5 separate regions of the Mus musculus genome follow, and regions 1, 2, 3 and 4 are each linked to region 5. Evidence: chromatin loops called from intact Hi-C (ENCODE). Cell type or tissue: left cerebral cortex. All regions are shown on one strand. Region 1 holds the start of Trim26 (tripartite motif-containing 26). Region 2 has its middle 4.7 kb from the start of Zfp57. Region 3 holds the start of Gm33595 (a long non-coding RNA gene). Region 4 has its middle 9.7 kb from the start of 1700031A10Rik. Region 5 holds the start of Gabbr1 (gamma-aminobutyric acid (GABA) B receptor, 1).

The links. A loop is a pair of places that touch in the nucleus more often than their neighbours do. Peaks named below come from ENCODE experiments on the same cell type or tissue, not always from the same donor. Only the 100,000 strongest peaks of a DNase experiment are listed, where the experiment ranks them.
Region 1: it touches region 5 in a loop (5-fold over the local background); 8 of 42 quality-filtered maps call a loop at or near these places.
Region 2: a loop joins it to region 5, with 3 times the contacts of the local background. A loop is called at or near these places in 12 of 42 quality-filtered maps.
Region 3: a loop joins it to region 5, with 4 times the contacts of the local background. A loop is called at or near these places in 12 of 42 quality-filtered maps.
Region 4: it touches region 5 in a loop (8-fold over the local background); 15 of 42 quality-filtered maps call a loop at or near these places.

The regions. Positions count from the first base shown.
Region 1 is chr17:36,833,238-36,838,237 of GRCm38, reverse strand. Trim26 (tripartite motif-containing 26) reads right to left here and starts at 1,092. Exons shown (of 10, transcript NM_001025599.3): 1 at 974-1,092; 2 at 666-773. In left cerebral cortex, CTCF peaks have their summits at 737 (motif pointing right) and 1,911; DNase peaks (open chromatin) are centred at 1,151 and 1,944; H3K4me3 peaks cover 1,943 bases; H3K27ac peaks cover 1,350 bases.
Region 2 is chr17:36,995,276-37,000,275 of GRCm38, reverse strand. It overlaps a transcript of H2-M5 not described here. Among named protein-coding and RNA genes, the nearest start is that of Zfp57, 4.7 kb to the left of the region's middle. In left cerebral cortex, a CTCF peak has its summit at 3,072 (motif pointing right); DNase peaks (open chromatin) are centred at 3,082 and 4,694.
Region 3 is chr17:36,944,658-36,949,657 of GRCm38, reverse strand. It overlaps Rnf39 (ring finger protein 39), which reads right to left. Exons shown (of 4, transcript NM_001099632.1): 2 at 4,462-4,484; 3 at 4,163-4,254; 4 at 1,672-2,602. The coding sequence ends at 2,022. Ppp1r11 (protein phosphatase 1, regulatory inhibitor subunit 11) reads left to right here. Exons shown (of 3, transcript NM_029632.3): 3 at 104-1,303. The coding sequence ends at 306. It overlaps Gm33595 (a long non-coding RNA gene), which reads left to right and starts at 2,576. Exons shown (of 2, transcript XR_385575.3): 1 at 2,576-3,302; 2 at 4,498-4,961. In left cerebral cortex, a CTCF peak has its summit at 2,242; a DNase peak (open chromatin) is centred at 2,394; H3K4me3 peaks cover 1,376 bases; H3K27ac peaks cover 1,372 bases.
Region 4 is chr17:36,911,609-36,916,608 of GRCm38, reverse strand. No RefSeq gene overlaps it. Among named protein-coding and RNA genes, the nearest start is that of 1700031A10Rik, 9.7 kb to the left of the region's middle. In left cerebral cortex, CTCF peaks have their summits at 1,399 (motif pointing left) and 2,306 (motif pointing right); DNase peaks (open chromatin) are centred at 1,368 and 2,318.
Region 5 is chr17:37,045,571-37,050,570 of GRCm38, reverse strand. It overlaps Gabbr1 (gamma-aminobutyric acid (GABA) B receptor, 1), which reads right to left and starts at 4,605. Exons shown (of 23, transcript NM_019439.3): 1 at 4,282-4,605; 2 at 3,795-3,876; 3 at 2,914-3,117; 4 at 1,965-2,150; 5 at 774-794. The coding sequence starts at 3,876. In left cerebral cortex, CTCF peaks have their summits at 523 (motif pointing left), 2,393 and 3,512; DNase peaks (open chromatin) are centred at 2,873, 3,692, 4,045, 4,592 and 4 more places; H3K4me3 peaks cover 4,625 bases; H3K27ac peaks cover 3,811 bases.

The sequences.
Region 1 (5,000 bases), 210 kb after region 5:
AACCTGGGCTGCCATGGTCAGTTTCAGACCATTTTGGATACATGGAGACACCCTGTCGTTGTCATCACCATCGTCATCATTATCAAATTTAAAAGTTGCAGTTTTAAAGGCATTAATGAAAGCTTTCTTTTAGAAAAATATGGGTTTGTTTGTTTGTTTGTTTTAACTTGGGAGGAATACTCTAGGCATCATGAATCCATCTCACTAACAAGGGGTTCAGGCATGCATGAACGAGCGCATGTCATTCTTCCCTTCTTTGAAACACACACAAATGGTTGTGTTGTCAAAATCTGGAATGTACGGGGAATTGTTAAGTGTCTCCTCCTATTCACTTCCCAAAGTTAAATTCATACATTTCTTTTCTTTTCTTTTTTTTTTTTTTGGGTGGGGGTGGGGGTGGGGGTCAAGACAGGGGCTCTCTTTGTAGCCCTGGTTATCCTAGAATTCATTTAGTCTGTAAACCAGACTGGCCTCTAACTCCCAAGCACTGGGTGTAAAGGCGTGCACCAGTCCACAGCCAGGTTTATACTTTCTTTTCCTAAGCTAATTAGGTAGTAAAATCATCAGTGATAACGAACGCACAGCTCTTGGTACAACTAGCTAAACCAGTTTACTCTGAGGATAAATAAATAAAAAAAAAATAAACAGATACATAAATATAAGACCTGCTTCTGGTCATGCAGGGCTCCAAGCCACCAGGTGGAACGTCATCCGGGTCCCGCTCACTTCTGGCTCTGGGGACTGGAAGAGACTGAAGTAAGTCTGGGTTGGACCTGAGGAGGAAGGAACACGGCGAGCTCAGGGCGAAAGGCCCAAAGGCGAGCCGGGGACGCGGCGCTCACGCGAGCTCGCCGTCCCGCGCGCCCGGGCCTGGTTAGCCCTGCCCAGGGCCCGCGGCCGCCTTCGCTGTCCCCACCCGGGTCGCACGGCGGCCGCTCCTCCGCGTCTCCTCACCAGTGCAAACCGCACTCACCCGCGCCGCTCTCCGGGCCGGGTCACTCCTCTCCCTGGAGCTGCTCCGCGGGGTAGGTCCTGAGCAAGCAGCCGGCACCACAGTCTCCCCGCCCAGCAGTCTCCGGGAGCTCCGGGCCCTCCGCCGAGATTTCTCTGGGACCAGCCCTGGGATTGGCTCTTGCCAAACTCCATCCTCCAATGGGAACTTCAGGATTCTTGACGTCACTGATCACTGGGCAAATCCCCAGGCAGCGGCCAAAGAGGTGAAGCGGCCGGGCCCGAGAAAAGGAAAGTGAAATCGGAAGCGGCCAGTGCGTCACGGTTGTCTTCCAGCTGCTGAGGTCGCGCGAGGCCTCGTGTAGGTTAGGGTGCTGAAGCCCCCATAGCTTTCGAGACCCCATTTCTGATTCCCTGCGGTTAGGGGTGGGCTGGGGTGTCTGCAAGGGCTGGGTTTTAGATGGGGTTTCCTCCTCAGGGCCTGCCTCTAACTAAGATCAGACCAGTCTATCAAGTTTTTCCAAGATCCATCACAAATATCATTTTCGAAGCTCCTGGCTAGGATGAACCATTTTTGACAACTAGCCTTCCTTACACAAGGCAGGTGCTGTTCCTGCTGTACAGAACAAAGTAAACACACATACACATTCCACACTCCACCCCACACCACAGTGATAGTTCAGTGGGTAAAGATGCTTGCCACCAAATCAGATGACTGGCTTTCAAATCCCATATCCCCCACATGATGGGACATGAGAACATCTATTCTGGTTGTCCTCTAAGCTCCACAAGCACATGCACTCTCCACCTACGCTAAATAAATAAATGCAAAACATTTAAAGATCCTGGCGCTAGGGAAACCGAGGCATTAGAGTTCAATACCAGCCTGGGCTACGAAGGGGGAATTTGTTGAAAACTGAGAAAAACTACAGAACCTGCAATATCTGGTACTGAGGCCCTCTACAGGAGCTTTGAGAGCCTCCTGCAGCTCCACAGCCAAGGACTCGACCACGCCCACTAGCCTGAAAGCCCTTTTTGCACACAGCTTTCTGCTCTGCAGGAAATCCACAGTTCCTGCTACTTCCAAAGAAGTAGTCCGAGCTGCAGGAGGGCTCCGAGTCCTAAGTCCTAACATTTCACCAACATATGGGGAGTGCTTTTGAGTTTCCTGTGAGCTGTTGTAGGGGGTGGAGCGGAGTTCTGGATGCCTGTGCTCTGGACTTTGATCTCAGCACACCCTAAAATCACTAGATACCTGCTCTTTCAGTTGATATTGGGGGTGGGAGCTTTGTTTTGTTTTGTTTAGAGACAGAGTCTCACTATGTAGCTCTGGCTGTCCTGGAACTCGCTCTGTAGACCAGGCTGCCCATATTCAGTACCGGTTCTTCCCACTCTGCCTGCGTTTCCCTTATATCTACAATAAAAATCTTCTCCATACTTAAGGAATAGTCACAGGGAGTACCTCAACGATGGTCAGAGCCAAGGAATGCTGCCAAAAAAAAAAAAAATCATATTACACAACAGAGCTCATGAAAAAGATTTATTGGAAGTGGAGTGAGAAGCAGGGCAGGCTGTGATGGTGCAGGCTTTATAATATGGGGTATGGAACATGCATATAGTGAAAATGCAGGACAGTGGCGAAAGTGAAAAAAAAGCCAGGTCCCATTGGTCTTTAGTAATGATGAGGATTGAAGGGCAGGGGATAGGGGAGCTTGGTTTTGGAAATGTGGGTGACTCTCGGTTGACTAACACTTGTTTTTTCATTCACTGTCTAAATGGGTAACCCACCATACATTAATCTATTTTGATTTATTTATGCATGTCTCATACACTGATAGTGGGTTTTTTTTTTGTTGTTGTTTTTTGTTTTTGGGTTTTTTGTTGTTGTTTTTTGTTTTTTTGTTTTTTTGGTTTTTTTTTTTAGATGTGGGTGTGGAGAGATGGCTCAGAAGTTAAGGGCAATTATTCTCGTAGAAAACCTGGATTCCACGCCCAGCAACCATAAGACAATTCACAACTGCCTTTAATTTCAGATCCAGGGGATTCTAGACTCTGATCTCTTTGGGCACCAGGCATACAGACAGGTCAGGCCCATACACGCATGCGGGTGAACTACTCACATATAAAATAAACAAATAAGCCAGCCATGGTGGCACACTGTTGCAGGATGTTTGATCACACCGTTAACCCTGTGAGACTGCGTTGTTCACTGGAAAAACCTGTTTCTGGTTGTGGTGTGGCTCAGCCTTGGCACACACCTTTTTTCTCAAACAATGAAGGTCAAGTTAGTCGAAGGAAGCACCTATGTTTGAAAGTGATGTCTAGTTGAGTGACAGACAAAGTGACGAATCAAAGAAAGATTTGACAGAGTAGGATATGCCCATCTCTCATGAGAACAGAAAGGAAAGTGAGACCGCATAAGAGAGTGCAGAAAGAGAGAAGGTAGTTTTACCAGGAGAGTTTTACAGAGACAGGTTGAAGAGAGATAAGCTAGACACAGGTGAAGACAGAACGATTCAGAGAATGAGAAGAAACCAGAAGATCAGAACAGATTACCTGAGTTAGTTTGAGGCCAAGCAGAGCAAAAAGTCAGAGGATGAGAGAGAAGCCAGACTAATCTGTCAGCTTGGAGAGGAGTTTGAGCCAGAACAGTTGAGTTGACCAGCCAGCCAGAGTTCAGTAAGCCTCCATCTGAGATGACAATTACACCAAGTGAATAAAAGTTACTTTTACAGTACATAGGCTTTAACCTCAACATTCTGGAGGCAGAGGCAGGTAGATCTCCGAGTCTGAGGTTAGCATGGTCTACAGATTGAATATCAGGATAGCTAAGCCTGAACTGAGAAACCTTGTCTTAGTTAGGGTTTTTCTGCTGGGAACAGACACCATGACTAAGGCAAGTCTAATAAAGGACATTTAATTGGGGCTGGCTTACAAGTTCAGAGGTTCAGTCTATTATTATCAAGGTGGGAGCATGGCAGCATCCAGGGAGGCATGGTGCAGGCAGAGCTGAGAGTCCTGCATCTTCATCTGAAGGCTGCTAGTGGAAGACTGACTTCTTGGCAGCTAGGATGGGGATCTTAAAGCCCATGCCCATAGTGACACACCTACTCCAACAAGGATACACCTCCTAATAGTGCCACGCACTGGGACAAGCATATACAAACCATCGCAAACCTTGTGTTGAAAAGCCAACCAAAGTGTTTCATATGTGTGTATGCATGCATGTGCATCATGTGTATGCCCAGTGCCAGTGGATGCCAGATGAAGGCATCAGATTCTCTGGAACTAGAATTACAGGCTGTTGTAAGAGGATGAAATGGGTGCTGGGAGCTGAACCCAGGTTATCTCCAGGAGAGCAAATGCTTTTAATGCTGAACCATCTCTCCAGCCCCCAAACCATCTTGTTCATTTCTTTGTAACCATGTGCACTTTCTGTCCTCCTCCCATTTAATGAAGTCTCATGGGAATTGCAAAAAGGTTGTTGTCTCTCTGAAAGACCCTCACGTAACCACTGCCCAGTCCTACACTAGAAGGGGAAAGAATATCACAAAGTCATATCAAGGAGAAACTAAACAGACCTTGATATACTCCTTCCCCAGTACACAATATACCACACCTCTTCTCTTCCAGTTATATTCTGCCTGTATGGTCACACAGATATTGTACCTGTTACCCTAGCACTTTGAAGGATATTTTAGTCAACCTTCCTTCTATGGTGAGACCCAGACTCAATACAAAACAAAGGCAAAATAATAAGACCTTGTAGGTCTCTTCTGGCTTTTGTTTGTTTTTGTTGTTGAGACAGGATCAGTTCAGCTTTGAATTCAATATGTAGCCCAGGTTGTCTTCTAACCTCTGTACCTGAATGCTAGGATTACAGGCATGTGTCATCATATCTGGCATCTTGGTCTTCATTTTTTTACACTACAAGGTCCCCATGTAGTGTAAAATGTGGGTTTTACATTTTTTTAAATGTTTTTCTCTTATTAGTGTGTCTATTGTTTTAGTAGACTCAGTCATGAACCTTGTGACTGGGGAAGAAATGA
Region 2 (5,000 bases), 50 kb after region 5:
AAGCTAGGACTTAGTTGGAGGAAGTAGGCCACTGGAAGATGTATCTGGAGACTAAATCTTGCCTTGGCTGCTTCCTGTTACTGCTCCACTATTTCCTGTGCTTTCCCATACGACACCCTCCATGACATGAGTGAGTAAAACATCCAAAACTGTAAACAAAATAGATATTTTGTCCAGGAGGAAAGAGATCAGGCCAGAGAATGGAGAGAAAAGGACGGGAGAGGAAAGGAGGAGAAGGAAGGAGAGGAGCTGCTTGTGGCTAGATTCATGCTCGTAGAACAAAATCAGTCCAGGGGCCATGATGATTTCCTGAAGACATTGTCTTTTAGCAGGATGTTGGTAATTGCCCTGGGTATAGTTTTCAGTGTTTGTGGGTTTTTTTTTCTTGTTTTCCTGTATTAAATCAAACAAACGACACGACGGTGAACAAAAACCACCCAGCAGTGGTTAAAAGCACTTTCCACCAGGCCTGACCATCTGAGTTTGAATCCCAGAACTTGCATGGTGGAAGGCAAGAACTGACTTGCCCAAGTTGTCCTCTGACCACCATGGTGAGCAAGAACTGCAAGTCTCTGTCTGGTCTTTGTGTCTGTGCTGGATAGTTTTATATCAGCTTGGTACAAGTTAAAGTCATCTGAGAGTAGGAAACCTCAATGAAGAAAATACCTCCAGGGGGCTGGAGAGATGGCTCAGTGGTTAAGAGCACTGACTGCTCTTCCAGAGGTCCTGAGTTCAAATCCCAGCAACCACATGGTGGCTCACAACCATCTGTCATGGGATCCGATGCCCTCTGGTGTGTTTGAATGCAGCTACAGTGTGCTATAGTAGTAATAAATAAAAATAGTAGTATAATAGTAGTAATAAATAAAAAGAAAAGAAAATACCTCCATAAGATCAGGTTATAGGCAAGCCTGTATGGTATTTTCTCAATTAGTGATTGATGGGAGTAGAGCCCAGCTTATTATGGGTAGTACCACCTGTAGGCTGGTGATCCTGGGTTCTACAAGAAAGCAGGCTGAGCAATCCAGGAGCAGCAAGCCAGTAAGCAGCACCCTCCATGGCCTCTGCATCAGCTCCTGCCTCCACGTTTCTGCCCGATTTGACTCCTGTCCCGTCTTCCTTTGATGATGAACAGTGAGTGATATGAAGTGTGAGGAAAATGAACCCTTTCCTCCCCAACTTGCTTTTTGGTCATGGTGTTTCATCAAAACAATAGAAACGTTAAGGAACACCTGTAGGTATTTACCAACCCCTAAGCAAATTACTGCAGCCCCAGTGGCTCTAGTATTGACAGTATTCAGATCAGGAGGCAAGCATGGAAGGACTGAGATCCAAATTCTGAATATAGTTGGCAATGTACTCAGTGTAGAATGTTTGGCTAACATACAGAAAGCCCTGGGTTTCATCCCCTGTATCATAAACAAACAAAAATCTGAACACAAACTCTATCCAAACTCCAGGCTGACTACTAAAGTAAGTACTCATGAGATGTAGAGAAACCGGACCATGAAGGAAGTCTGTCCCTATCCTGGTGCAGACACTATCCTGGTGGGACTTGCAAATCTGCACCTTTTTTGGGGGTGGGGGTGGGGTGTTTTGAGACAGGGTTTCTCGGTATAGCCCTGGGGCTGGCTGTCCTAGAACTCACTTTGTAGACCAGCACCTTTCTATTCACCTCCCCACCCCCAATCAACACACCTATAAGCAGAATACTTGTAATCTCAGAATTTAGGAGAGAGGATTGCAGCACACTTGGGTTACAGGGAAAGACCCTGTTTAAAATTACAAAACAAACAAAAAACCCTTAATGGCATAAATCACTAACCTCCAGAATTTTTAGCTGTTCTTAGATTTGGAAGTTTTGGAGAAATTATAGAAACTAGATGACCATGGAAAGGTGCAAAAGCTTGAGCAGAAACTGGACAAACCTTTGTTCATCACTAAGTCACACGGATGCAGAACAAACCACTTAAATATCCTGTCCCAAAATGAAGCTAGAGGGTACAGGAAAAATGGAGCCTGAATGTCAGACACTGCACACAGACACTCCGGGTACGTTAGTTAACACTCGTCTAAAGAAAAAGCCTGAGGATGTAGCTCAGTGACTGACAGGGTGTTTACTTAGCTTATGAGATTTAAGAGCTCAAGTTTGAGGCGGGGTAACATAGTGGCATCTTGTCTAAAAAAAACCCCAAAGAACCAAAAAACATACCGCCTCCAAACAAGCAAACAAAAACGAAAAAACGGAGGCAGAGGTAGGTGGATTTCTGAGTTCGTGGCCAGCCTGGTCTACAGAGTGAGTTCCAGGACAGCCAGGGCTATACAGAGAAACCCTGTCTCGAAAAAAAAGAAAAGGAAAAATGAAAAAATCTCCAGCAATCTTAAGAGAAACCTAACACACATAGTTTTTAACCTGACATGCAAGTGTACTTTCAAGCAAAATATAAACTCATACCTATACAATACAATGAAAAATTTTATGTTAAGATGTTTCGCTACCTCTTTCCCTCTCTTCCCTTTTCTCTCCGCCTCCCATAACCTGACATTTCAGAACCTAATATTTCAATGAGTCACTATCCATGTGAAAAGCAGAGCTTGAGCTAGAAGAACTTAACCCTGTCTCCAATAGGACCCATCCCAGAAGCATTAATGTCCCCACTGCTAAACTTCCGGTGGTGCATTCTTCTCGATTTCCACCCAGCATTCCTTTTGTCCTCCCTCCCAGGCTCAATTTACCTATTTTGACTTCTGTGACCTCCTTGTCGTCCCTGGACCTTGCCCTGGGTGGCTCTGGCTCCTCCCCCATCTTATTTGTGGAAAGTTCTGGGCTTGTTCCCAGGAGGAGGGAAGTTCTAGCCCAAATGGAAGCTACAAACTAGCTGTGTAGTCAAGCTGGAGACTTGTATCATGAATCAGAGTCCACCATCACTCAAAGAAGAGGACACATCTGTGTTTGCCTAGATTTGGGAAGCACTCAGACTCTGTTAGCACTTGACACTGCTTTGAGTTCTGAGTCAGGTCTCAGGAAGTTTCTGTAAGAGGTTGTAGGGTCTTCTAGCCTCAATATCACGGCCACACGAGGGCGCTGCTGCTCTGACCTCTCAGATTGTGTCTGATTGGGAATCAGTTGGAAGTGGCCTACTGAAACCTGGATGGACAAGGGTGGTTAGGAATGAGATGTTTCTGACCACCCAGATCTACGCAGTAGGTGGAAGAAAGTTAGAGCTGTTAGAAGGAATCCTGTAGTATCTCTGAGTATTCCCCTCTCCATCTGTTTGCTGTCAACACTGGAAAATGGAACAGATTGCTTTGTTGTTCCAGTTTCTGTTGGTTAGTTGTGGGGTAGAGACAGTGTATATATGCACACAGAGCAGGGGATTCAACCCAGGGAATATATTAATTAGGCAATCTATTACTGAGCCACACTCCCTGTCCCTGAAAACTATTTTCTAATCATGACCTTTTAAATTTTAGAATGTAAGGGACTGGAGAGATGGCTTAGTGTTTAAGAGCACGTACCGCTCTTGCAGAGGGCCTGAATTTAGTTCTCAGCACCCACATCAGATGGATCACAAGTCTGCAACTTCAGCTTCTCTGTAACACACACATAAATAAATCTTAAAATAAAATTTAGGATGCTTTTATTTTCCCCAGAGAAACTGCAAAGGTAATATATAGAGTCACCAGTTTCTCTGTTTAAAACATCCTACAGGGCTGGAGAGACAGCTCCATGGTCAAGAGCATATTGTCTGCTCATACAGAGGACCCAGTTCCAATTCCAACACTCACATGGTAGCTCACAGTCCTCTTATGACTTCCAAGGGCACTGCATATGTGCTTCTCATGACCTCATGCAAGCATACATATACATGCATAAAACTAAATCTCACATCACCATACATTTTATAACCCATGAAACTATATGGACACACTTATTTATACATATTTTATTTACACTCTTCAGTTGTTACTAATGTCCTTTTTTTTTCCTAGGACGTTATCCAAGGCACCACACACTCGGTCTCAGTTGATCCTTAGGGCTCCTCTGTGACAATTTCTCTGATTTTCCTAGATTTTGATAACCCTGAAACTTTTGAGGAGGACTAGCCCCACATACTGATGAATGTTATTTGACTTAAGTTTGACTGGGACCATGCATTTAAGAAGTCCAGAGAGGCAAAATGATGCCTGCACCGTGTCAAGGTTGTGCACCATGCTCTTGATTTGTCCTGGGGGAAAACCTGTAAGTGTGGCCATTGTATATTGTATAGTTAAGTGTTTTCTTAGTTTTAAAGAAACTACTGGGTATCTCCCATGTGTGGCTATACTATTTGTATCTCTGTCAGCAATGAATGGAGACTTCTGATAGTCATAATTCTTACAAGTACTTGCTATAAAATTTGTTTTCTCATTTCTGTGACCAGATGCATCACAAGAAGTGACCTGTTGGGGGAAAGTTTATTTTGGCTCTCAGTCAAAAGGTAAAGTTCACCACAGAAGGGGAGGTGTGGCTACAGGAGCAGCTAGCGGTGGTACAGGTGGAGTCTGGGTGGGTTGGAAAGTAAAGAAAAAGGAATGAAAGTGCTCAGCTGGCTTTCTCCTGTTTCCATTTTCATTCAGTCTGAGAATTAAGCCTGTTTGATAATGCCATTCACATTCTGGGTGGGTCTTCTCTTCTCAAAAAGCGCCCTTGAAGCTATGCCCAGCAGGGGGTGGTTTCTAAATCCAGACAACTCAGTAAAGAAGATTACTCATAAGGCTGGAGAGATGGCTCTGCAGTAAAGAGAACCCGCTGCCCTCCCAGAGGGCCTGGGTTCAATTCCCAGCACCCATATGACAATTCACAACTGTCTTTAACTCTAGTTTTGGGGGATCTCACACCAACCCACATAAAAGAAAATTAAGTAAATTGTTTTCAAAAAGAAGATTAATCATAAGTTCATCCCATGTGAACTTTACACCCAAACTGTCACTTTAATCCATCATATTCTGTCCTTAAT
Region 3 (5,000 bases), 100 kb after region 5:
TCCAGAAAAGTAGGGAGAGGTTTTCACACAGATCTGGTGGAAATGAAACTGACTGAACACTGCTCTTCATCCTTCTTAGCTGGCTTTCTCTCTCTCCATTCAGGCTGCTGTATTTATGAGAAGCCTCGGGCCTTTGGCGAGAGCTCCACCGAGAGTGATGAGGATGAAGAAGAAGGCTGTAGTCATAAGCACTGTGTACGGGGTCACCGCAAAGGACGGCGTCCTACAACCCCAGCACCCACCCCAACCACTCCTCCACAGCCTCCTGATCCCTCTAAGCCCCCTCCAGGACCTATGCAGCACTAAATCCCTCTCACCATTCATGTGTCTGCCTGCCCCAAATATATCCATCTGACATGGGGACTCCACCCATTGCCTCCGTTCTCCTGCCCCCTTCTTCCGTCTCCTGAGTGATAGAGAAGAGGAAGAGGAGGGTGGATACAGATCCTGGAATTCTGACTTGCTGCTGTTCCAGAACCCAGGCTTCTGGGTTCTCCCAGCCCCTGCTTCCCTACAGTTTGCTCCCATGCCTGGGATCCAGGCATCTTGGTCCCAGTCTATCCCTTTTGTTCTCACTGCCAAACTACCTGTCCTGGGATCCAGTATCTTGGCCACCTGCACCCTCAGCTTGAGTCCCAAGCACTTCAACTGGGTTTTCAACGGTCCCAGCTTTCACTGCCAGGGCTCCAATCAGATGCCAGGCAATCTTGCACCCCAGTTCTGCGTATTAATCCTGGCTTATGGTTCTTCTACTGATGCAGTTTTCCTAAATCTTAGTTCTTGCCTGTGGGATGTAAGGTTGTGTGGAGACTATAGGGTTCCCTGGCCCTTCTGCTCCTCTTACCCCTTATGGCTCTCCAAAGGAGTTAGGAGAGGTCTTTGTCATTCACACCTAATGGAAAGTGGAACCAAAAAAAAAAAAAAAATAGCCATGTCCTGAATATAACATTTCTGACAAAGCTGGCTGAGACCACTGACTTAGAGCCAATGATTTTCTCAGCCTTTAATCTTTGAGCTTCAGCATTGGTGTCCTAGGGGCCTGGGTCCCTAAAAGGAAAGAGGGAGAAAGCAAAGAGATGAGGGGACAGGCCCCTGCAGTATGCTCCTACCCTTTCCTGCCTAGGCTTTGGTGTCTGCCAACCCAGGTGTCTTGCTCTCTCAGCCCTCCCCGGCTGGTGCTAGGATCTGGGTACTGCCCTCCAGGCCTCTGGCTGTGCACAGTACAGAAATCAGCAAAACCCATGGCACCACTTAGATCTCATTTATTGCCACAGATGCACAAAATAAATAACCCAACATTGCACAGTGTGTTAAATACAGGCCCATTTATACACAAGGGAAGGATGGGAGACTATACAGAATGTTTGGGGTGCCTGAGTTGCTCCCGGGTTGAGGAAGGAGGTAGCACCATTAGTTCTTTTATGTGCAAGATAAAGTTCCAAGAGGGTGTTCAATGGGAAAAGGCCACGAGCAGAGGAAACAGTCATAAATGAAAGGTTGAGTATAGACTGGCTTGCATACATATCCTAGAATTTATGTTCTAGGCTTCAGGTTTGAGCTGCGCGGCTTAGGTTATGAGTTAAATGTCTTAGGAAGACTTTTTTTTTTCCTCTGAGAATCCTCAGAGTGGACATGAGCAGGAAGCTGCAGACTTCCTGCTGTGCATCATGCCCTGAGCCTTTTGGGATTGGAGGTAAATTAGGACTGTTTCCCAACACTGGTGGTACAAACAGAGCCTCTTTCTCTAGCCTGGCCTAGAATGGTACGGAAAGAGGACTCAAGAAAAAGGTCTTAGGTCATGGAGACTCGGGACTAGACTGGCTTAAAGGCACGAATGTACAAGCCAGTTGAGGTTTTGATTTGGGAGAATGTGAGTGGACAAAGGGTGCTTATTAATACTCCTGTTCCGATAGGTGTTACAGACAAGGTCACTGAAACAGGTGGGGATTTGTGCAAGGGACAGAAGTAGCCTCGAGGCCATCTGGACTACTGCGGTAGGGTAGGAGCTAGAGACCTGAGGCTCAGGCTTCTCCAGGCAAGATACGCAGCGGGGTACGCGGGTCACAAGTGCAGAGCAGGGGGAAGACACGCTCCCCGAGCGGGCCCGGCGCCTGGAAGGCGAAGAGCAAGTCCAATGAGCGGCCGTCATAGAAGGCCACACGACCCCGCTCCCAGTCCAAGTCCACGCGAATGCGCTGCGGCGGGGGCCTGGCACCACCTAGCAGGGTGGGCTCTGGAGCCGTGAGCGCCCACAAGCGGCCGCCGCGGCCCTCCACGGCCCATATAGCCTCCGATGGGCACAGCTTGATGAGGCCCTTGCGGGTCACGGACTCCCCGGCAGCGCCCACGGCGTAGCAGCTCTCTCCCGCGTTCTCATCCTGAGCTGTAGAGTCTCTGAAGGACGCGCCTTCCGCGGTCTCCACCTCCCAGCAGTGGCGGCCTGACGCGAAGCCCTGCGCACCCAGCACCGCCGGGAGCTGATCAAAGCGCGCGGGGCTGTCCAGCGGCGCAGGCGTTCCGGGTGGAGCCAGACTCACGCCGCGGTAGTCAGAGGAGATGAGCAGATCACGGTGTGCTGTGCGAGGGTCGAGCGTCAGGTCAGCTGCAGAAGAGGGGAGAGGGGGAACAACACATGGTACGTTTTTTAAGTCTAGAGAGAAGGGTGAAGAAGAGCAGAGGTGCTTGAGTCCTCTCGCAGTTCCCCTAGCGACCAGGGCGACCAGGATGGGAAGACACTAAGGCACAGAGCCGCTTTGTGCTCTGATCCACCACTTTTGTGGAACTGGACTTGGACAAAGACTATGCTGGTCAAGGAACCCAGCATGGAGACCTGAGGGGAGGCTGGTGTGTGGTGTTGGTGGAAGAGTGGCGGATGGGACTTATAGGGAGAATGATGACTAATACTTGAATCTGCAAGTGTGGTGGCTTTAATCCCAGCACTTGGGAAGCAAAGAGGGCAAAACTCTGTGAGTTCGAGGCCAGCTTGTATAGCAAGTTCCAGGCCCCTTAGGACTACATAGTAAGACCCTGTGTCAACAACAACACAAAGCAAAAACCTTGAATCTGGGTTGGGTACGGGAGCCAGGTCAGCAAGACTACTTACTGAGAGAGACTGATACCTGAGAGAGACTGATACCAGATAGGAACTAGAGTGATTTAAAGGAAGGGCAAAGGGAGGAATCCAAGGTATCTAGTAAAACCAGCCCATTTACCTTCCAGGCCAGGCCCATTTCTATAGGAGGTGTGGTCAGAGGAGATACAGAAATTGCCTAAGGGACCAGAAAGAGTCGCTGGCCTTGCAGGTATGGGGCGCTTTAAGGAAATGCTTCTGGATTAGGAGCTAGAAGGAATTTGTATTAAGTGAGATGGAGGGGTGACTAAGGAATGGAACATCTCGAGAGCTACCTTGGGAATGAGCACAGAAGGGGTAGAGGAGGTGCTGGAGTCTTGACCCCCTTTCCAAGAATGGGAGGAGGTGGAAGCAGGGATCTTGTACTGTCTGGGGGTACATAAAAAACGTGAGGGAACGTGGCTGAGATCTGAGGAATTAAGGATATTGTTCTGGGTTACATTGTGCCTCCTGTCCAGCTGTGGAGTTACATATGCATAGCCTCAGCACATTAGAGGCAAAGACAGGGACTAGAGGTCCATGCCAGCCTGGGATACATAGAAAGAGACTCTTTAAAGGGGGTGGGGTGTCAGTTTTGTTCCCCAATTTTCTGAATTTACCTTATGCGTGTGTGTGTGTGTGCGCGCGCGTGTGTTTGAGGGGAGGATTTTCACAAAGGTAATCAGGTTAAAAAATGAGATTATTACAGTAGGCCCTGATGCAGGATGATTTCTATCTTAAAAGAGAGTGGAGACACTTGCACACAGAGACAGGTACCTAGAAGGAAGCCCAGGTGAGACCATCTGTGGACCAAGGAAGTATTGAGGTTTCCAGAGCCAGGAGAGAGCATGGAACAGATTTCTCCTTAGCCCTCAGACTTCTATCTCTAGACTTTGAAGTGCGAATGGTGGTTGTTCAAGCCACCTATTTGTGACACTTCATTATTTCAGCTGTAGGAAGTCAAAACTGATACCAAAGTGGACTTGAGCATTTTCTAGAGCGAAGAGGGAGCAAACAGAGCATAGCTTATGATCCGCTCCCTCCCCTCTTCACCTGTCAGCCTGTGAAGCATGTTTTTGACCACGGGGTAATCTTCAGGGAGATCCTCCTCTGAGTTAGATGGCTTGGGTGCTGGGACATCGAATCTGGAGAGACGAAGGAAGTTATTGGCATCCCTGTCTTTTTGATGCTGCTTCTGATGATCCTAACCCACTCACTTGTCACAGAAACAGGTGAGGCTACACTCTAGAAAGCCCGTTGCTAAGTGGAGGTAAAGAGAGGGGTCTGGAGGGAAGGTCATGGCTATGGCTGTAGGTAGTGGGAAGGAAGAAACAAACAAAAATGGAACTCACCGTCTCCATGTCTTCCTCATATCCTGGTACGGGCAGAAGAAAACATAGGTGTGAGTTCACACTGTGGGACATCTTCCCCTCCGCCTCAGGTGAGCTCTGACTGCTTGATACCTTCCCACCTTTTAAAACCATCTCCCCACCCCACCCCAAACACCCTGCCCGCTCTGCTCCATTTTTCTCTTCAGTTCTCCCTTCTTCTTTCATGTCCTTTACTTCTGCCTACTCCAAAATCACTTTCTCCTCAGGTTCCTAGCTTCATCCAGACTGTTATATGCCTTCTCCATCCTTCCACAGCCTCAACACAACTACTTCTTACCTCTTGTTTAATCTTCCCAGGCCCACGCTCTCTTTTAGTATGCTCTCCTTCTTTAGTTACCAGCATGTCTTCCAGATATATGTCCACCCCGTCACCACAAAAGGGACACACACCCATATTCCTTGAGCTAAGAGTTGTTATATAAAAGCCTAACAATAAAGCTGCTCTCCTTTTTGTCTTAAAAGCTCAGTGGCGTTTATTGGGCTCTTTGGTTTTATTATGT
Region 4 (5,000 bases), 130 kb after region 5:
CCTTCCCGCAGTCATGAGCTACTTAGGTGTCAACTTTTCTATGACTGACTGGTAGATTTTCCCAGGGATAGCTGTCTGTGAGTGGCTGTCATTTGGAGCCAGAGACCTGAGCCCAGAAGCCTTTCATAGGCTTCACTTTCAGATGGCTACATCTGAGACCACGCCTACCACGTAGGTCCTGCTTACTCTTCTTCCCTAAGACCACCAGAGCTCCGACTCCCAAACCCTGTGACCAAAGGAGCTACCAGGAAACCCCAGCAGGTGGGGCAAGAGCAAGAACCCGGAGTCTAAACATTTCCCTGAATCCCCCTGACCGACTGGAGTCTTTAGGTTGTGAGAAAAGATAAAGTCTGGAAGGGCAGAGGCTACATCCAGGGCTAATAGGGACTGTAGGAATATAAAGAAAAGGGACAGTGTTAATCCCAAAGATGGGGAGGAGAAAGACCACTACCCAAATTATCATAGCCGAGTTAATTAAAGCAAGGAATTAATTAAAGCAAGCTGTTTTGTTCGTGTACATGGGCTGCCTGCCCTTTAGGCAGGGTTTTTAGTGCTCAGTAGTGGATATGAGGAAGACAAGGCTCAGAGATAGGGTATTTCCAGTAGGTTGGATTATAGGAGCAGAACACCAACACAAGTTATTTCCCCTCTCCTCCCAAAACAAAGACATGATTTTAGGGTGGGCACAGCAAGGTAGTCTTGACAACAGTCAGACATAACAAGGTAGTCATAGGTGGTTACATAACTTTCTGGAACAAAGGTATGGTTGCAAGATTGTTATAAATAACTTTTTAAAACAAACACAGGATTGGCGTCCTAGAACAGGCAGTACAAAGCCATTTTCAGTTAAGGTTACAGGTGAGACATGGCCCCATCCTTGAGAAGCCAAGGTTTAATCAAAAACAGGAATGAACCTAGTTTTCTTTACCATAAAATGTCTTTATGCCTAAGATAGAGGCAGGCTGGATGGATCTTCAACAACCCCAGCCCTCCACCCCAAGTTGTTAGTATTCTCCCTTTCTGTGTTGTAGCTGGGCATGTGAGAGGGCAGTTTGTTTTCTGTCATCGTTGTTGTTGTTGTTCTTTGGGTGTTTTCTTTTTGTTTGTTTGTTTGTTTCAAGTCACAACCCAAATCCCATGGAAGTATTGCCCCTCCCCCAGTCTTAAAGTTTTGTTTCCTGAGATCGGGTCCTTGTCAGGCCAATATGGACTGAACCTGATGCATAGCTAATGATGACTTTGGACTCTTGTCCTTCTGTCGGGACCACCGAAGTGCTGGGATTCTAGATGTGGACCACCGTGATCTACCCACCCTGCCACCTTAAAATTAACCCGTGACTTTACCACTCACTGTTCTTCGAGTAGACGACAGCTCCCCCTAGTGGCAGTGGCTCAAGATGGGTGCATCGCCTCTCATCTCTGGTCATAAACATGAATGGAGGCTTGGTCTAATTTTCTAAAACAGAGTTTCTCAAACCTAAGGATGAGGGGACGGGGGTGGAATACACAGAGAAATATTCAGATATTCCTCTGCCCTGCCCCTCCCTGTGTTAAGGGTCCAGACATTGAATGACAAACAGTTCATCGAAGTTACACAGGGCTCCATCTGTCCCTTACAAAGGCTTGAGCAGCAGTGCTCCTGGCTTTGCTAAGGTTTAGAAATGTGGGCTCATTTTAGCTCCTCATTTGTTGTTTCATTTCCATCTTGGCTGCAATGCTTTGCTAGGATGGTGATGGTTGGGGTTGGGGGGCCGTGTTAGGAAGAGGTGGCAGAGCCCATGATCAGGTTTACAGGATAGGCTAGGGTTAAATTTATACATATCTTACTCTTTCCTTCAGGAACTTGAAAGTCCAGCCTGGGTTAAAAGAAAGCCTATCTCAAAAAGGAGGAAGGGGTATGGTGGCTCACACCTTAATTCCAGCACTAGGGAGGCAGAGGCAGGTGTATTTCTCTGAGTTCAAGAGCATCTTGGTATACATAATGAAGTCCAGGTAGGGCTACATACTGAGACCCTGTTAGGAATAAACAAACAAACAAACAAACAAAAAATGGAGGGGGTGCAGATGGCTCAGCAGTTTAAAAAAAAAAAAGCAAACTTGATAACCAGACTTACATTCATAAGTTCTGGTGGTGTCTAAACATCCTACAACCGGAGAGATGTCCCTCTCCTACCTGAAGTTACGGGGGGGGGGGAGGGTGTCACTATGAACAGCTGATAGCAATCTCTACATTGAAAGCCAGTTGTGGGGTTTTGATATTGGGTGTGGGATGCTCAGCTCCATAGAAAATAGCACTATGGTGTTACCACCAGGTGGCAGCACTGTGACTGCTCTAGCAGAATGGAGGTATACTAAAAACACTTGTGCCTCTCACTTTGGTCATCAGTCTATTGGCCTCAAAGACCTCTTAAGAGACCTTAGAGAATTAAAATTCCCTCAGGAATCCCAAGCTGAGGAGAGGCCAAAGCCCTGGTTCTTGCTTCCCTGGAAGAGATTTCACTTGGTTCTGACAGTTCATCAAACCACCTGGCAGCACAGAGCAGAGAAAGTTTCGCCCAGAGATGGGTTTAGCTGTGAATACCACTTGTTCTCTATTTAAACTTAAAGCTCAAGTCAGGACCCCGAGGATGGACTGTGAAGTGACTGTGTTCCTTGTTCCTCTTTCCGGTGCTTTAAGTTGTGACTGTCCCTCTGATTGGCATATTGGAGGTAGCTGAGCCTGCCTTGTTGGGACTGTCTCAGGAGGAATGGAAGACTCGGAGTCTTAGTGTTTGAGCACTCCTCTGTCTTCTTGCCACAAGAGAGGAGACCATAAGGAGGAAAGCACCAACACCCCAAATCTCAGAGGCAAGAGAGACCACCTGACTAGAGGGTCAAGACTAAATATAAAATGGATGACTGGCTTTGTTTGTCCTTTCTAAGATGAGATCTTTAGGATGCTAAGTCAAAATCTTTCAAGATTGCTGGCTTTCTGATTAAAACACAGATTAAAGATTTAATCCCTGATTTTATGCAAGTGTCAGAGAAGCCACTAAACTCGAGTGTGTGCGTGCATGTGTGTGTATGTGTGTCCGCGCGTGCACACACACAGAAGAATATTTCAGTGGCTAGGAATATTTGCTGTTCTTATAGAGGATTATGGACTAGTTTCCAGTTTCCATATGTGGCCCACAACCATCTATAGGTATGTACATGGTGTGTGCACATACATATAACAAGCAACACACTCATGTACATAAAGTAAAATAATTTAAAAAAATAAAACAAGTCTGAAAACAGCTCAGTTGGTAGAACTCTTGCTCATCATTAGTGAACACCTCAGTTTGAGCCCCAGCTCTGTATAAAACTGGACTTATGTCACAAGCCTGTAGTTCCAGGAGTTCACAGGCAGAGGCAGGAGGATCTGAAGTTCAGGGTCATCTGTTTTGTGTAGTTTTATGCCATGTTATCCTTCAGGAATGGGCTGTGGCTACCCAGCTTCCCTTGAATCCATGGGTAAAAGACGTACATACACACAGTTGTTTATTTTCAACTTGCCTTCTTGGCACAATTGTCGGGGACACTACTCTCTCCCACCTGGAAAACATGCTCTTATCATTACTCTTAGTTCTGTACCTTCCCCGCCTGTCCTAAATTTTAGTGGGTAGTCATATCTATTCCCTGCTTAAACGACCCTGACCACCACCTGTAGGAGAAGCTTATGTATGTGGCCACTCATCTTTGAGATCTCACATGGCTCTTCAACCCTTCTCCATCAGAAGCAGTGTGAAACTGTTTCTCCTTTCTTGGGTCTCCCTTTTCCTCCAGGGACCTCCTGGAAGTCCCGCCTGTACCTTCTGCCTAGCAATTGTCCCGTGACTCTCTTTAATGATAGACCAATTGGGGAACAGGACCTTAGCATCAGAGCTGCCCCTACAGTCATCTTTAGCTACATACTAATTTCCATGAAACTTGGGCTATATTGGAACATTTAATACAGTATGCTTATTTCCAGAAGGCTTCTCAACTTAAAATCTGCCCTTACATCCAACCTCTTGGACATACCAAAACGACGATGAAAACCAACGACTCCCCAGTCACCTGCCCCCAGATGCTGGGAAGGTGTTGGCTAGTGTTACAGTGCATATCATCTTTGCATTAGATTTATTTTTATTATTTCTACTCAGGAGTGTCTTTTAATACCTGGAAAGGGTAAAACATAATTTACAGGCTTGTGCTTTGAGTTCTCAGACAGTGTGGATTTCCTTACAATTCTGAGGTGGGTGGAGGAGCCGAATAGCACCCATGCTCCACTGACAGAGCAGCTGGAGCTCAGAATAAGCTCAGCCCAGTCCAGCTCCTCCTGCCCCCTTTTCAGATGATTGCCTGGCCACCATGTCACCAGGACTTTGTCCTGTTCCAAATTCCAGTTTCAGCGTGGCAGGGAGCTCTAGTGGCCTGAAGATTTTGCTTCCTGGGAGCAGTGATGAAGTGTCTCTTACCCTGAAGACCTCAATCATTTGTTTGCCTTGTGGATGCCTTTAGTCAGGGAACTCTGGAGGCAGAGGGAGGAGTGACTCTGGGAATTTGAGGTCAAGCCTGATCTACTTTGTGGGTTCCAGGAGAGCTAACTCTACTTAAGAGATCTAATTAAGAAATAGAGATATCATATATTCACTTTGTGCTTTTCTTATGTTAGAAATAATGACTACATAACTCTGTCTACTCTGGAAATAACACATATTCAACATATTAAATAAATAGTATCTTGGAGAAAAACAGTATCCAATATGGCAGATCATTTCTACACATATATTTACAGCATGTAGTTATAGAAAAAAAATACAGCTTTCATTTCAGTTGTCTTCAAAGTGGGTAAGAAGACTCACAGTGATAAAAACAATTTTCAATAAAAATAATAGGGCTGGCGAGATGGCTCAGCGGTTAAGAGCACTGACTGCTCTTCCGAAGGTCCTGAGTTCAAATCCCAGCAACCACATGGTGGCTCACAACCATCTGTA
Region 5 (5,000 bases):
GATAGGAGCCAGTGCCGAGGCCCGAAGGGGAGGGGAGAAGAGGGAGAGCGCAAGGAAGGGAAGGGTCTCTGCCTAAGGAGACTAGAGGAGAGGATAAGGATTTGGAAGGAGAGAGGATAAGCACAGAGCAAAGAGGGGAAGCGAGGGTGGGTAGGTTAGGAGAGGAAGGTGACAGTTCTGAAAGGGGGATATGGGAAGATGGAGCGAGGAACTAAGGGTAGGAAGAGCGAGAGCGATGGGAAAGGCTTTGCAGAAGGGGAGAACTGGTATGGAGAAGTGCAGCTTAGGAGAAGGATAGTGTAGTTGAGGGAAGGCTGGAAGAAAGGTGATGGGAGAAAGGGTCTACAGAGGATGCGAGGCTCGCATGGGTGGGACCAGTGAACAGGGTCGACGGAACCTCGCAGGTAAAACCTGGGTAGGGGGTGGCAAGAGTAGGTCCCCGAGGTCTGAAGGAACCCCACGAAGGAGAGATCTGGGATCCTCCGGCGCGCGGCTGCCCCCTACCGGGCTTCGCGCTAGAAAGCTGAGTCCGAGAGGAGCGCGACCCGGAGGAGCGTGGCCAAGCAGGGAAGTGGGAGGGAGCGCGACCCGCGGAAAACCGCGATTTGGCGGCAAGAAACAGGTAGGAGAGGAGGGCCCGGCCTCAAACTAGAATGGGTGGTGGGACATGAGTAACAGGACACCCACAACCTAAGCAAAGATATCCTGCTGGTGGAGGGTGAAGAGTGAGGGGATGGGGGCGGCAGTGCACGCGGAAGGGTTTCTGATCTCACCTGAGTGTGGCGTTCGATTCACTGGCAGCAGGAAAGACGGGGATCAGAGAAGAGTTACCAGGGGCGCCCAGCTTCCCAGGCCTGATCCCCAGCCCCCTCCCACACCTGTTCATGCGGAGCGGAGACTGCGATGAGGGAAGGGTGCCTGAGGATAAGAGCAAGGCGGGGCTAGGGGTCAGGACTCGTGTTTTCTTCAATTATTCAAAGGACAACAGAATTTGTTCCAGCAAGTAAAGGGGGTCGGGTGCAGCTGAGTTTTGTAGAGCTTGAATATTATATACGTATATATAAACCTATGATCTCTTTAAGAAGACAAATTACAAAACAATTGGTTTTAAATAAGTGCTGTTTAAATACCTTAGTTTAGTAAGTTCTCCAAAGGTTGGTTAGCATATGCACACAGTCTTAAGAGCTCAAAATAAGGACTTAGTCAAAATGAAGAACCCTGAAGCTTAATTCATTCCAGGAGAGAAGAGTATATATATACAAGAGTTTGGGTGCCCAGAAAAGGGAGACGTTTGCAGAAAAGACAGCAAAGAGGCAAGCAAGGGGGTAGCAAACACAAAAGCAATCAATTATTCCCTCAAGGAATGATCAAGATTGTTAAAGTATACACAAGACTCAGTCTTCTTCCATCTGCCCTTGAATTATCACTGTTCTGGTCATTCTGCCCCAATTTTTTTGCTTTTTCCATGTTTCCAATCCCATATCTCACCGACTTTTTCTAAATGTAATGTATGATTTAATTCTGAATATTTACAGCAATTCCATTATAGAGTGAATAGCAAAGGACCAGTCCTAGAAGAGTGATACAGAGGATGTTCTAAGTCTACGGGGGGTGGGGGGGGAGGGTAGTTTTTTCCAGGGAGGTGGGGAGAGCAGTTTTTTAACTTTAAGAAGCTGAGGGGGGCGGAGTTGAGATTAATGAAGGAAAAATAAAAAAGGTCCAAGATTTGAAATCAGGAAGAACACACTAAAGGAAAGGAGGGTGGGGGGAAGCCCAACAGAAAGGACCGTGGAACCAAGTCTGAGGCAGGTGGGTGGTGTAAAGATAGGTTTCACCTGCATCCTCCCAAACTCCTCCCCGACATTCTTCATAGCAACCATCCATTCCCTCTACCCACTCCCACCCCACTCCCATTCTAGGGCAGGCACCCTCATCAGCTGCAGGCAGGCAGCTGTTCCCCTCACCCTGGCAGTGGGGCTTGGGGGTGCTCCACTGGCCCTGACTACAGATGCTCCGGGAGCTGCCCACCAGATGGAAGTCGGGGTCACATCGGAAATCCACCCGGGCTCCATCCAGAGCTGGGAGGTCCCCACCCGTCAGGAAAACCTTCCCATTTTCCAGGGTCAAATAAGACTTGGAGCAGATTCGGACTGTGGAGAGACAGGAAAATAAGAAAAAAGGCAAGTTGTAGAGGATCCTTCCCCTAGGGAGTACAGAGAATTAGGTTTGGGTCTGGGTTCACAAGCATCCTGCTCCACAGGAAATCAGGTGTGCAATGTCTGTGCCTCCCTACCTCCCCGTTCTCCCCAGCCCTACCCCCCCCCCCAGTATTCACATTCCTATCAGAAAAAAAAAATAGCATTTCTATTGTAGGAACTCAAGATGGAGCTATAAGCACACAAAACAGATACTGCTCAACAGCACAGTAAAGTGGGTACTCTTCTGCCTTTGAAATGTGTGGATGGACGTAAACCTGGATGCAAGACCAGATTTGCTTTTCTTATTATGGCTGGTCTATACTACTACTAAACTGGCTTATATGGTCATTGAGTGGGAGACAAAGGTGTCAGAAAATGTAATGAAATCGTCTTATAACTTAAAAAATAATCTCTCATTAATGAACCTCAAAGGATAACTCAGATGAAAAATCAAAGTTATTTCACCCAATGATCAGTATCCTCATGAAGACGATGAAGTGAATGTGCTGGCTGCTTAGCTTGCTTCCTCCCACTAGCTGCTCACAGCAACACCCCTCCTCCTACATAGTACTCATTCATTAAACGTATTTGTGAATTTGGTTCCACTGGATTTAAATTGCTGACTTGCAAAACAACTAAGGATGGTCTGCAACTGAGAATGGAAGGGCCTGAAGGAAGGGGGCAGGGATGGTGGGTGGCTTCCCAGGCTACTCACCACAGCGACTGGGTGTGTCCATATCCGTCCAGGAGCCGTTGGCCAGGCACTTGCGCACCTTGGGCCCCACCACCTCGCGTTCGCCCCGGCACACATATTCAATCTCATAGTCCACAGGCAGGAAATTGATGGCCTTCACCTGGTCGCGAGTCAAGCCACGGTACCTGATGCCACCTTCCCAGGGCGGATGTATAATCTGGCAACCTGAGAGGGAATGGGGAGGCACAGGGGAACCGTGGGAGCGGGAAGGCAGCGCGCAGTGGAAGGGGGAAGAGCAGGGCGTGGTCAATGGTGGGGTTGGGGCAGGGGGACAGAAAAGGAGGGGCACACGGGACACACGACTGGAAGCTGGGAGTGGGAACAGTTAAGAACCCCAAGCTGCAGAACCCAGCGTCGTGGGTTAGGGCTAAAGCTGGTGCGAGAGTCCACCGGTTAAGAAGTATAATGGAGACAAATATCTAAGAAGAAATCCTAAGGGCTATAATGTTCGGTGGTTTAAATGAGGGACAGGGCCGAAGGAGAATACCGGTGAGGACCACACAAACCCACTGAACAAGGACCACACAAACCCATCAAAGCAACAAGGTGGACTACGGAAGGGGGGCGCTGTAGTAACGTGGGGCCCGGAAAGGGAGGTGGGGCTGAGATAATTCGGGGTCACAGAAAAACGGTGTAGTGTAGCAACGTGAGGTAGAGGAAATGGGTGCTGGTGGTGATGCGGAGTGACAGAAAGGAGGTCAGGAGTTGTGAAGTGGCTGCGGACCAGGATGCCAGGGATGGGGGCGGGGGGAGGTCCTGCCGCAAGAGTGATGAGGAAAGGAGACGTGCAAGGAAACGAGCTGTGGGGTGGAAGAGGTCCAGGGCGCCGGAGATGGGTGCACCTTCCGAGGTGACGTTGGGGGTCTGAGCCCCGCCAGCGCCCAGGGGGCGGAGGAAGAGAGGCACCAGCAGCAGCAGCAGCATCTGAGGAAAAGGCAACAGTGAGGGCACGGAGGAGCCCGCCGGCCGCGGCCTGGGCCAGCCGACGGACAGGTCTCGCTCCGCGCACCTCACGGGCTCCAACCGCGCGGTTCGGGACGCGAAGGGCGCCCCGCGGAGGAGGCGGGGGCGGAGCCGCACGGGCTGGGGGGGAGAGGAGGAGAGAGCGCCTGTCCCCACCCTCCTCCGGCCTCCCTCGGCCCCCCACCCTCCCGGGACTCCACCTCCTCTCAGCAGCCCCTGTGGCTAGCGCTAGCCCAGCTTACCCACGCTCAGGGGTCCCGCTACCCCATCACTCGCCTCTCGCACCCGAACCCCACGCACCCCCCGGCCCTACCCTACGTCCACCGGCCTCCTTGCCAAGCCCCGGTCGTGGGGCCCCGGTCTTACCTCGGCGGCCGGTCCCGCTCCGCGGCTCTCCCCGGGCCTCAAGGGCCCAGGCCCGGCCGCGGCTCCCCGTTCTCCCTCCCGGTCCTCCAGCTTCCCCTCCCCCTGTTCTTCTTCCACAGGAATCCAGGCTCCAGCCCGGCCGGGGTCTCTCCCCTTCGCGATCGCTACCCGCAAACCCCACCCCCGTCTCTCCTTCCCCGGGGCGACGGCGGCCGCGAGAGCACGGTGCCGGGAGGGAAGGAGGCGGCGCCGGGGACCGGGGAAGCTCTCGGGCGGAGGGAGGAAGGAGGGTGCAGGGGAAGACGGGGCGGGGGGAAGGGAGGGGGAGATCGGAGAGGGCGCCTCCCACAACCCGAGCCCCAGGAGCCGCCCCGGATCCCGGCCCCTCCCTAGACCGCCCACGGCGCGGGAGGGCGTAGAGGTAGGATGGAGGGGAACATAGGCGACCACGCATGCAGGCGGGGGACTAAGAGCTGCCGAGAGACCCGCAGACTAGACTGATGGAGACAGGAGGGGGGGCTGTAGGGGGTTATAGGACCCAAGCCTAAAGCAGAGGAGCTGGCACAAAGACAAGGAGCCTGGATGAAGGTGAAGAAAGGATGTGTTTGTACAAAAGGAAGACAGATCTGGACCTGGCGTAAGGAGGGAAGACGTCATATGCCTGGGGAACAGACCTTGAAGGGGAAGGGAGAATCAAGGGTCAAAAGGGCAGCCGATGG